Regions from separate parts of the Homo sapiens genome. Here region 1 is linked to region 2. The links are chromatin contacts, found by Hi-C or POLR2A ChIA-PET in ENCODE. All regions are on one chromosome and are shown on one strand. The core of a region is the stretch at or near the end of the contact, and the rest is flanking DNA. Distances in the headings are between cores, read along the strand shown. Region 1 overlaps CDC42EP4 (CDC42 effector protein 4). Region 2 overlaps LINC00673 (long intergenic non-protein coding RNA 673).

Evidence for each region. Hi-C counts contacts between places; a loop is a spot of excess contacts on that map. ChIA-PET counts read pairs that join two places held with the same protein, here RNA polymerase II (POLR2A). Pooled maps may share reads with other maps.
Region 1: a loop to region 2 is called in a pooled map, with 6 times the contacts of the local background. The contact joins two enhancer-like sites. A Hi-C loop is called at or near these places in 2 of 50 pooled maps. POLR2A ChIA-PET finds 5 or more read pairs at or near these places in 3 of 52 experiments (GM12878, PC-3 and activated T-cell).

What each region holds. Positions count from the first base shown.
Region 1 is chr17:73,281,784-73,287,016 of GRCh38, reverse strand. It overlaps CDC42EP4 (CDC42 effector protein 4), which reads left to right. Exons shown (of 2, transcript NM_012121.5): 2 at 405-3,393. The coding sequence starts at 517. The coding sequence ends at 1,587. Among named protein-coding and RNA genes, the nearest start is that of CPSF4L, 23 kb to the right of the region's middle. RefSeq lists enhancers at 48-602, 603-1,158, 1,714-2,270, 5,123-5,233. Within about 2 kb of position 3,107, at least 10 of the 41 ENCODE cell types and tissues checked have a DNase peak (open chromatin) inside an H3K27ac peak, as active enhancers do; they include GM12878, where a contact is called at or near this core.
Region 2 is chr17:72,462,573-72,467,794 of GRCh38, reverse strand. All of the region lies in intron 1 of LINC00673 (long intergenic non-protein coding RNA 673), which reads left to right. Among named protein-coding and RNA genes, the nearest start is that of LINC02003, 120 kb to the right of the region's middle. RefSeq lists an enhancer at 2,087-2,296. Within about 2 kb of position 2,179, at least 12 of the 41 ENCODE cell types and tissues checked have a DNase peak (open chromatin) inside an H3K27ac peak, as active enhancers do; they include GM12878, where a contact is called at or near this core.

The DNA of each region.
Region 1 (5,233 bases), core at 1,858-4,357, 820 kb before region 2:
AGGAGCCAACTCATAGACTCCATCTCTTCCCTGGCTTGCTGCCTGGAATTGCTGGATTTACCTTCGCGTCCTTAAATGTGGTCATGTTTACTCTGGCAGCATCCTGGCTTGCAGGGGCAGGGGAGGCATTGTCTTCTGCAAGAAAGGTTCTGTCTCTCTCAAGTTTCAGGGAAAGTGTGTCCGAGGCTACTGGAACTCTAACCAGATTTGCAAAATCACTCCTCTACTCTGAATGCCTGCGGATGAAGAAACAGGCAGGGTTATACCATGGATTGCTGGCTTATTTCACAGCATTTAACTTTGGTAGGAGCGCTGGGGTTTAAATGACAGTCCCCTGGCAAAGAGGCTTTTGTGCCGTGTGGCCAGCCCGCGTTAATCCTTTGCCTCTCATTCTCTGCTTGCAGCCTTATGATCTCCTCATTGCGTCCCCCTCTGCCCACTGGACTTGGACTTCAGATCTGACCCCAGACCTGCCGGCTACCTCGGGAGGGCCCACCTCCCCGCCCATCCAGCAAGATGCCAATCCTCAAGCAACTGGTGTCCAGCTCGGTGCACTCCAAGCGCCGTTCCCGAGCGGACCTCACGGCCGAGATGATCAGCGCCCCGCTGGGCGACTTCCGCCACACCATGCACGTTGGCCGGGCCGGAGACGCCTTTGGGGACACCTCCTTCCTCAATAGCAAGGCTGGCGAGCCCGACGGCGAGTCCTTGGACGAACAGCCCTCTTCTTCATCTTCCAAACGCAGTCTCCTGTCCAGGAAGTTCCGGGGCAGCAAGCGGTCACAGTCGGTGACCAGGGGGGAGCGGGAGCAGCGTGACATGCTGGGCTCCCTGCGGGACTCGGCCCTGTTTGTCAAGAATGCCATGTCCCTGCCCCAGCTCAATGAGAAGGAGGCCGCGGAGAAGGGCACCAGTAAGCTGCCCAAGAGCCTGTCATCCAGCCCCGTGAAGAAGGCCAATGACGGGGAGGGCGGCGATGAGGAGGCGGGCACGGAGGAGGCAGTGCCCCGTCGGAATGGGGCCGCGGGTCCACATTCCCCTGACCCCCTCCTCGATGAGCAGGCCTTTGGGGATCTGACAGATCTGCCTGTCGTGCCCAAGGCCACGTACGGGCTGAAGCATGCGGAGTCCATCATGTCCTTCCACATCGACCTGGGGCCCTCCATGCTGGGTGACGTCCTCAGCATCATGGACAAGGAGGAGTGGGACCCCGAGGAGGGGGAGGGTGGTTACCATGGCGATGAGGGCGCCGCTGGCACCATCACCCAGGCTCCCCCGTACGCCGTGGCGGCCCCTCCCCTGGCAAGGCAGGAAGGCAAGGCTGGCCCAGACTTGCCCTCCCTCCCCTCCCATGCTCTGGAGGATGAGGGGTGGGCAGCAGCGGCCCCCAGCCCCGGCTCAGCCCGCAGCATGGGCAGCCACACCACACGGGACAGCAGCTCCCTCTCCAGCTGCACCTCAGGCATCCTGGAGGAGCGCAGCCCTGCCTTCCGGGGGCCGGACAGGGCCCGGGCTGCTGTCTCAAGACAGCCAGACAAGGAGTTCTCCTTCATGGATGAGGAGGAGGAGGATGAAATCCGTGTGTGAGGCGGACAGTGGGTGGCCACCGGGAGCTCTTGGCTGCATCTTCTCCCTGCCCCCACCCCACTATGACCTTTGACCCTACGGCGCAGGGGCAGCCAGGACCCTTGATTCAGACCATGGACCCTGGACCTTGTAGATGAGGGACACTGGCCTGGCCCTCGGGTCTTCGGAGGACGTAGGGGGCTGGCATGGGTGCCGACTGGCTGCCTGACTTCATCATGCTCCCTGCACTTAGGCTGCGTGGGACAAGGGCTGTGTTGTCACAGCAGGAATAGGTTTTCCTCTGTTGGCCTCCCTTTCCTCCACCCTGGCCTCAAATGGATGCCAGATGCCAACCCCAGTTCTGGCCACGTACAGCCAGCGGGTCAGCCCAGAGGCAGCCTCAGCTCCAGGGCTAAGGACTCTCGGCTCCCATTTTCTCTGCTGGCGTTTCTGCTGTGCCCAGCAGTGGCTGCTGGGGAAGCAGCTGCAGCAGGAGGGAGACGGTCTTGCCTCTCAGCCCCTCCCTGCCCCACCCCAGCTCCTGCCCTGGAAATCTGGAGCCCCTTGGAGCTGAGCTGGACGGGGGGCCAGCTGCGAGCATGTGCACTAAACGCAGCCCTTTCCAGGGGAAGAGAACAGGATGGAGAATGGAAGGAAAGCCCCCCAGGCTTCGTGAATTGCAAGAAGGGACCCTTCCAGGATGACACTAGGAACAGGGCTAGGGCACTCGCTCAGTCCCTAGGGGCTTGTTTGTTCTTTATTATTGTGTTTAAATCCTTATAGAGCAATATCAGGATGGTGTTAATAGGTCTGCCTCAGAATGAGAATCAATCCTTTTAGAAAACCTTTATACTAAGCCTCCTCTTCAAAATTCACAGTGGCGATTAGCGGACTGGAGTCTGGTGGCGATTAGCGGACTGGAGTCTGGGGACATCCGTGGCAAAGACACCAGCTCAACTTTAGTGCTTCCCAACTTTATTTAGAATGACATGGGGTGGGTGTCTGGTGTGTGTGTTTTCCCTACGCACCTCCCATAGCTATTAACAACTGAGGAAGGCCAGTGCAGAATATTTTTGGAGAACGATTTTTTTTTTAAATAATATATCATTCCTATGGGGGGAAAGCCTTTTTTTTCTTTTTGGCTGAGTTATTCCCTCCCTCCCCTCAATACCCTCAGTACTGACTACTTCCCTTTCTTTTCTCAGGCCTCCCCCCACCGACTTTTGAGGCCAGGGTTGGCCAGATTTAGCAAAACCAAAACAGAGTGCTGAGTTAAACGCAAATTTCAGGTAAACAAAAGATAATTTTCTAGCATTAATATGCCCCACGCAATATTTGGAACACTTATGTGAAAAATGATTTGTTTTTCTGAAATTCACGTTTCTCTCTGAGTCCTGTAACTGTCCCCGAGGGGATTGAGCAGAAGCTCGGGTATGAGCCCTGAGGTTGACTGCCGGTTATTTTTCTGTCCTGGGAACAGCCTGACCCACCTCCCTGTCTCCATGTAGCCAGTGAGGGGAGGGGGAGACACAGAACCAACCACAGCCAGGGGCGTCCCCATGGCGACTGTGGCCCGGCCCCTCCTCTCTTGCCTGACTCTCCTCTCTTGCCTGACTCTAGACACTAACTTAGTTCCAGGTTCGGTGCCCTGTTGGTGCTCCTGTTTCCAATAGCTTAGGTCCCATGGTGGGGGAGGAACCTCAGGGGCTATGCAGCCCCCGCCAGCTGCCCTCGAATCCCGTCCAGGCCAATTCCAGATTCTAAACTGATTTTTTTCATGATATTGTCAAAACAGTGAGGAAACATTAAAAAAAAAGCCCTAAAGCACGCCTGGTGTCTGTCTCTGCTTTTTGGGAGGGCTATTTCAGGATGGGGGTGGGGTCTGGACCCAGGTCCTAGAGCTGTCCAGGGGGGCCTGAGGTGGCTTCTGTCTCTCTGTCCGTGAGGACCCGCCCTTCCTGCGATGCTGTCTGCCTGGGCAGGCCCCTTCAGAGTCTGGGGACTCAGGTGTCCCTAACTGCCATCTCTTGGAAGCCCTTGGCACTTGGTCGCTTAGCTGTTCTGTGCCTCCCTCTCCTGCTCTGTAAAATGGGTATCCTGCCACTCTTAGAGGGTTGAGGCACAGAAACAGTGACATGGGCTTTTTGTGGGGGAGGGGGTTGGTTTTTTGTTTTTTTTTGTTTTTTTTTTTTGTTGTTGTTGTTTTGTTTTTTTTGAGATGGAGTCTCACTCTGTCGCCCAGGTTGGAGTGCAGGGGTGTGATCTCAGCTCACTGCAACCTCCGCTTCCTAGGTGCAAGCGATTCTCCTGCCTCAGCCTCCCAACTAGCTAGGATTACAGGCGTGCGCCACTACACCCAGCTAATTTTTGTATTTTTAGTAGATACTGGGTTTCACCATGTTGGCCAGGTTGGTCTCCAACTCCTGACCTCAAGTGATCCGCCCACCTTGGCTTCCCAAAATGCTGGGATTACAGGTGTGAGCCACCGTGCCGGTCGACATGGGCTTTTTATACAGTTGTGATTAGGATGAGAGTGACTGTGTTCTCCCCAGCCCCCTGGTGTCCTGGTGCACGGAACTGTCACCACCAGAAAGTGGCTGGCCCTGAAGGCAGTTTCTGCATGATGCTGGGAGCGGGGCTACCACCTCCTCTTTCCCCTTTTACCGTTAAGCCTGGAAAATCAGCTTACAAGTGGCAGGTCCTCAGTTCAACCTCACTTCTCAGGGAGATAGAAGCTCCACATCCCCATTTTCCAGATGGAGAAAGATGATCAGATAAGCCTCGAGGCCGCCTTCTCTAATGCCCAGAATTCATTCAAAACTCCTGCCCTTCTCACCCCACCACTCCTGGGCACATCAAAACCTCGGGATATAAAGTCAGGGGGTGAGGGTCTAGTGGCCCCTGAACCCACTGCCCTGCCCCTGCCCTACCACCTCCTTCCCTTGAATCATGTTCCCCTCTTTCTGGACAGCTTCAGAAGGGAGCCCTGGTCTGCGTAGGGCTGGCTCACTGCTTGTTGAAGCCCCCGCTTGCTCTCAGGAAATCTGGGGAAATCTTGGGGATCTCAATGTGGCTGAGTTCCTGGTGGAAACCCTGCACTCTCCCCTGAGCACCCACAGAGAAATGTGAGTTCCCCACTCATCTCCCTGGAAAGCAATTAGAGGCATAATTAAAATGTCACTCAGGTCCCTCCCTCTGTCCCTAGACAGGCTCATTCGTGTGGGAGTTATGAGCGGGGACTTCTGGCTGCCCCAAGGGAAGAAGAGAGAGGGAGGAGAGCTGGGGCCCATTGGGAGACGGGTCCCTAGGGGCTACAGTCTAGCTCAGGGATGACTGGGGAGAGGAAGGTACTGTTCAGGCGAGGACCAGGCAGATGAGAAGGGGCTGTGCCTCCCAGACACAGTGCAACCTCCCAAGAGAGAGAAATGACTGTACCTACACCGACTAACCAGGGACTCCCTAGGGGCCCAGAGAAACCAGCCGCCCCGAGCCCCAGAATCTGTTTCTTGACCATTGATGGAAAAGCTCTGAGCATTCAAGAAGACCCGGGGACCTGGCTTGATTCACAGCTTTAAGGAGCATACCTTCTGGCTGGGGGTTCAGTGGACCCAGGAGACAAGGATGAGATGAACACGCAGAACCAGCCAGGCCACAGAGCTCTGTTAAG
Region 2 (5,222 bases), core at 930-3,429:
GGGGAGGGCTGGGCCTAGAGGAAGAGCAGAAATGGGGAATATTTGGAAGCGGAGGCTGCTGGACGCAGAGACCTCCTGTTGGGGGTAGTACGTGGAGACAGAACCCTGCTTCTGGGCATCCTGGGGTAGTACTCACAGGGGCAGGGGGCCCAGGCATCTGCCAGAGCCAAAAATAATGAGCCAAGGCTCACATCCCTGCAGTTGGCTTCTCAATCACCGTTCAGTACCTTCTATGACCCCCAGTACAAGGTGGCCCTTAACCATTTGTCAAATGCATCCACTCTCCTCCCTCTCCCCAGTTCTAAAGGGTTCTTGGAGTCCATCTGAGCTGTGTTTCACTTGAGCGAAATGTTTAGGAGTTGGGCAGGAAGACTACTCCTTCATGGTAGCCTTGATGGAAGGTTTTTCTGAACAAGTGATATAAATCCCATGGGGTGGCTCCCCAGACACCTCCTTCTCATCACCTCCTTAACATACAGGAATCTGTGTTTTTAAGGATGCTGAACCCGTGCATCCCGTATCTCTGTCTGGAATTGCACTTCAGGTTCCAATCCTTGCTGCAGTGAACCTGGTGAGTTAATTTTCTTCTCATCAGTTTCAGTGACTACCTCCACAAAACACAGAGAAAATATTTACCTGTCTCATATGTTAATATGAGGATGAAAAGCCGTTTTTCCATGTCAAGTTCTTTCATGGAACAAGTGCTCAATACATGGGAGCTATTATCACGATTATCATATTCTTTTCAAAAGAAAGAGCTCTCTCAGGGTTTCCATTTAAATATTTGATTCTAGACCAGGAGTTGGCTAACTACAGTCTGTGGGCCAAGACCGGCCTGCCACCTGTTTTTGTACAGCTCGTGAGCTAAGAATCCTTTCCACATTAAAAGTTAAAATCAAAAAAAGGAATATTTTGTGACATGTGAAAATTATATGAAATGTAAATTTCCAAGTCTATGAATAAAGTTTTATTGAGACTCAGCTATACCTGTTCATTTGCTTATTGTCTATGGGTGCTTCATGCTACAATGGCAGAGTTGAGTAGCTCCGATGGAGATGTCATGGCCCACAAAGTTGAAAATGTTTACTCTGTGGTCCTTTACAGAAAAAGCTTGCCAGTCCCTATTCTAGATGACTGATTATTAAACAGGGAGTGTAGGAGTAGGTACCTAGTACAAAAATTGCTGGGCTTAATGCTGATTGGAATAGAGTTCACTAACAGTTGGAAAAGAAGAAAATGCAAGTATCTTTGGTATTTTAAAATAACAGAAGTAAAAAGGAAACAGGGACTGAGTTTTTGAGAATCCTGTACTGTTGATGATGTCACTTTTTCAGAAGTAATCTCTAAGTTTCAGTACACAGGCTGTAGGTATTTGCAGAGGGTGTGTGTTCTAAGATTCCCTTAAGCAGGGAACTCCCTAGGCTGTTGAATGGGTCAGGGTGGGGGTTGACAGTGGGGAGTGGAAGGGGGAGGCTTGACTCATGTCCACCCTCCTCATCCCTCTGCCTTTCCACAAGTGGGAGCTGCCTGTAGAAACAGAGCATTGCTTAAGAAGCTCAAGTTTTATTTCACCTGTTGGGTGTATTTGTCTGTTTATACTCTGCCTCATTCCACTTTCTTCTAGAAAGGATTTAAGGCAGCCAGGACCCTTCAGTGTCAAAAATCCCAGATCCTAGAAGAAGCAATGCCTAGGGGCTGTGTTTGAGGGGAGTACGCAGAGTGAGGTGTCACTGATGATTTCAAAGAGGTGACCCTGGAGCTGAACTGTTTTTCAACGAAGGGAACATTCTTTTCTTGCCTTTATCTCTCTGTCCCCTGTCACCCCGATCTCTGCTCCCACTCCCAACTCCTCAAAGGGCAAATTGTGTTGCCTTGGGTCTCATGGAGGAGAGAAGGCAGGGACAGAGAAGAGTCTGCCCGAAGCAAATGCCAATCCTTGCAGAGTGCCGAGCGAGCTGGGAGCAGCGGTGAGCTGGGTTGAGGGGCAGCCATAGGAACAAGCGCAGGGAGAAGGCTGAGTAATGGACGGGAGGCACAGTGGGTGACAGGGCTGAGAGCACAATTTATGAGTCACCCCGAGCAGCTGCTCTTTGCCCCAGGGGAGCAACTCACACATTCCCAAGGGAGCCAGTGCCTGGGAGACGTGACGTCGTTGTCACTGGGAGAGGAGTTTCAACCATGTGTGGCTTCGGAGGAGCTTGTTCCCATGGGTAACACCCAAGATTCTCAGGATGCAAAATCCCAGCCAAAAGGAGATGGGGCTCTAAGACTTCTTGTGCATGCTTGTATGTATGTATGTATGTGTGTGCAGGTGTGCATATGTGTGTGTGTGCATGTGTGTGAAAGAATGTGTCTCCTCCATGCTGAGACCTCATTATTAACTGCTGATCTGTGCATCCAGGGTGGTAAGAACTTTCATCGTTCATGGAGGAGGTGGTGGCTCTGTGACTAATAGCCCGCCAGTCCGTAGCCATCCCAACATTTTTCTCAAGGATGCTCCCTCCACAAAATCCTGCTCCAAACCCATGATTTGCATGAAACATTCCCTGTTCAACCACGACGGCTCCTCATCTGGCATGTACATTTGGATCATGGTTAGAGGGGGCTGGCCACCTCTGATTGAATTCAGAAAGCCAGCCCGGTGCCGCCCACTGACTCTCTCCCAGGCATCAGCCTTAAAGTTCTGGCAGCTATTCCCAGCTAAATGGGTGCATCAGGCCTTCTTACTGCATAGATAGTTAATAGGGGAAGGAAGAGAGCTCACTCACAGCCTCTCACTGCTGCAGTTTGTTTTATAAACCTGATAGGCACACAGCAAACCCAATGACCAGATACAATGGAAGCAGCCTTTCCTTTTGCACTGTCACCAGCCGTGGCTTTATAAAACCGTTGTTTTTCCTTACCTGGGAAGCCCTTGGGCTGTCCCTTACTTCCTTGATAAGCCAGGCAAGGACATGACAACCTTTAAAATATTGTATCTCTGTGGATAACTGAGCCCAAGAAGAGGAAGGATCTAGTGTATGCCTCCTTAACAATGAAATGAAAAACACAGGGAGCCAAAACCAAGTTTAAATGAGGGTCAGTGGATAACGCATGAACTGGGAACACAATTTGGTTGGGGAAGCTTGTCTATCCGTGGTGTTTTCTGGATAGCTGTTTTCCAGCACACACAAGTATACAACACTTATTTAAAACAGGCCAAGTGCGGTGGCTTACACCTATAACCCCAGCGCTTCGGGAGGCCGAGGCGGGAGGATCACTTGAGCCCAGAAGTTCAAGACCAGCCTGGGCAATGTAGTGAGACCTCATCTCTACAACAAATTTGAAAATTAGCTGGATGTGGTGGCACACACCTGTGGTCCCAGGCACTTGGGAGGCTGAGGCAGGAGGATTGCTTGAGCCCTGAAGGTCAAGGCTGCAGTGAGCCATGACTGTGCCACTGCACTCCAGCCTGGGAAACAGAGGAAAACCCTGTCTCAAAGAAATAATAAAAGAAAAGAAATAAAACAGACTTCCCCAAGAATAGTAAACCACAGTTACAAGTTCATATTTGTAAGTTTATTGTTTTATTGAATCTATTTTTTGGGGTGGATACTTGTTGATAGTCCCTGTGGGTACCTGGGATGTTCCTCCTAGCATAGACGGCAAAAATTTCCAGTGAATTCCTCATTTCCTCCTGTTTCTTTGTGAATGCCCGTAGCTTTAAGGGCCTCTCACCTCCTCAGAGGCAGAGGAGGTTTGTGGACTGGGTGCTAAGCTAATACCCAGGAACTGAATTTTGTTTTGTTTGCTCCACCCACTCTTGGGTAGAGGTGCCGATAGGATGGCCACACTGTGGCCACAGCAAACAGAAATGACCAGCACTACCCAGATAGGAAGCACACGTGCCCAGCTGATCCTTCGGTCCTGGGGAGCTACCTGAATCTCATGGGAAACCCACTTTCCTTTTTCCCCACCACAGACTTGGCTTTCTGCTTCCTTTCTGCTCTGCTCTTTCTGAAAATGCAAATGTGTGTTGGGCAGATCTCCTATGCAGGGAGATTGGCAGAGCCCCTAGGGACACTTGACTGACCAAGGCTTCTTCGTGGAGAGCTGTTTTCTGGTTTATTCTGTCTTGTGATCGATAGGAAACACTGGCCAGGCTTCTTATTTTCCAAGGCTGCTGCTTTCTGACAGGCTTTAAGGGATTAAGGGTTGAATACAGGTGGGTTTCTTCCCCCTCCTGACTCTGTCACCTGGACATTGCCATGGCAATAATCCTCCCTGAAACAAAAATAAAGGGCAGAACCGGTTGGACAGAAAGTGTAGCCGAAAAGTCTTCCAGGGACACTGAGAGTTGAGGGACTTTGAGGCCGCATGGGGCTCCATAGAGCAGCAATCCCCAACCTTTTTGGCACCAGGGACTGGTTTTCTGGAAGATAATTTTTCCGTGGATGTGGTGGGGTGGGGTGGGGTGGGGGTAGTTTCTGGATGATTCAAGCACATTACACTTATTGTGTACTTTATTTCTATTATTATTACATTGTAATATGAAATAATTATACAATTCACCATAACATAGAATCTGTGGGAGCCCTGAGCTTGTTTTCCTACAACTAGACAGTCCCATCTGGGGGCGATGGGAGACAGTGACAGATCATCAGGCATTAGATTCTCATAAGGAATGCACAACCTACATTCCTCACATGTGCAGTTCACAATAGGGTTCTCGCTCCTATAAGAATTTGATGCCATCACTGATCTTACAGGAGGTGGAGCTCAGGTGGTAATGTGAGCAATGGGGAGCGGCTGTCAATACAAATGACACTTTGCTCACTCACCCACCACTCACCTCCTGCTGTGCAGCCTGGTTCTTAACAGGCCATGGAGCAGTAATGCGTCCATGGCCTGGGGGTTAGGAACCCCTGCTATAGATCATGTCCACAAGAGCAAGGAGGTAAAAAAAAAAATGAGTGGCCTTGGTGTTAGGGAACACTATACATCAAAGTGCCATCAACTTGTGCTTTAGAGAAAAGCTGCAGTTTGGTTCCTTCACAGATGAGGTGGAATGATTTTCTTTCTGCAGCCAGCAATCCTGTCTGGTCTCCCTCCACCCATGGAGGGTTCAGAGCAGTAGCTCCATAATCTGTCACTGGAGTTTAGCTGGTTTGTGATTCACGAGGAGGAGAGGGAGGCTGGGGATTATAATCTGTTCTGCAAAATCTTGTGGGCTGTGCAATGGT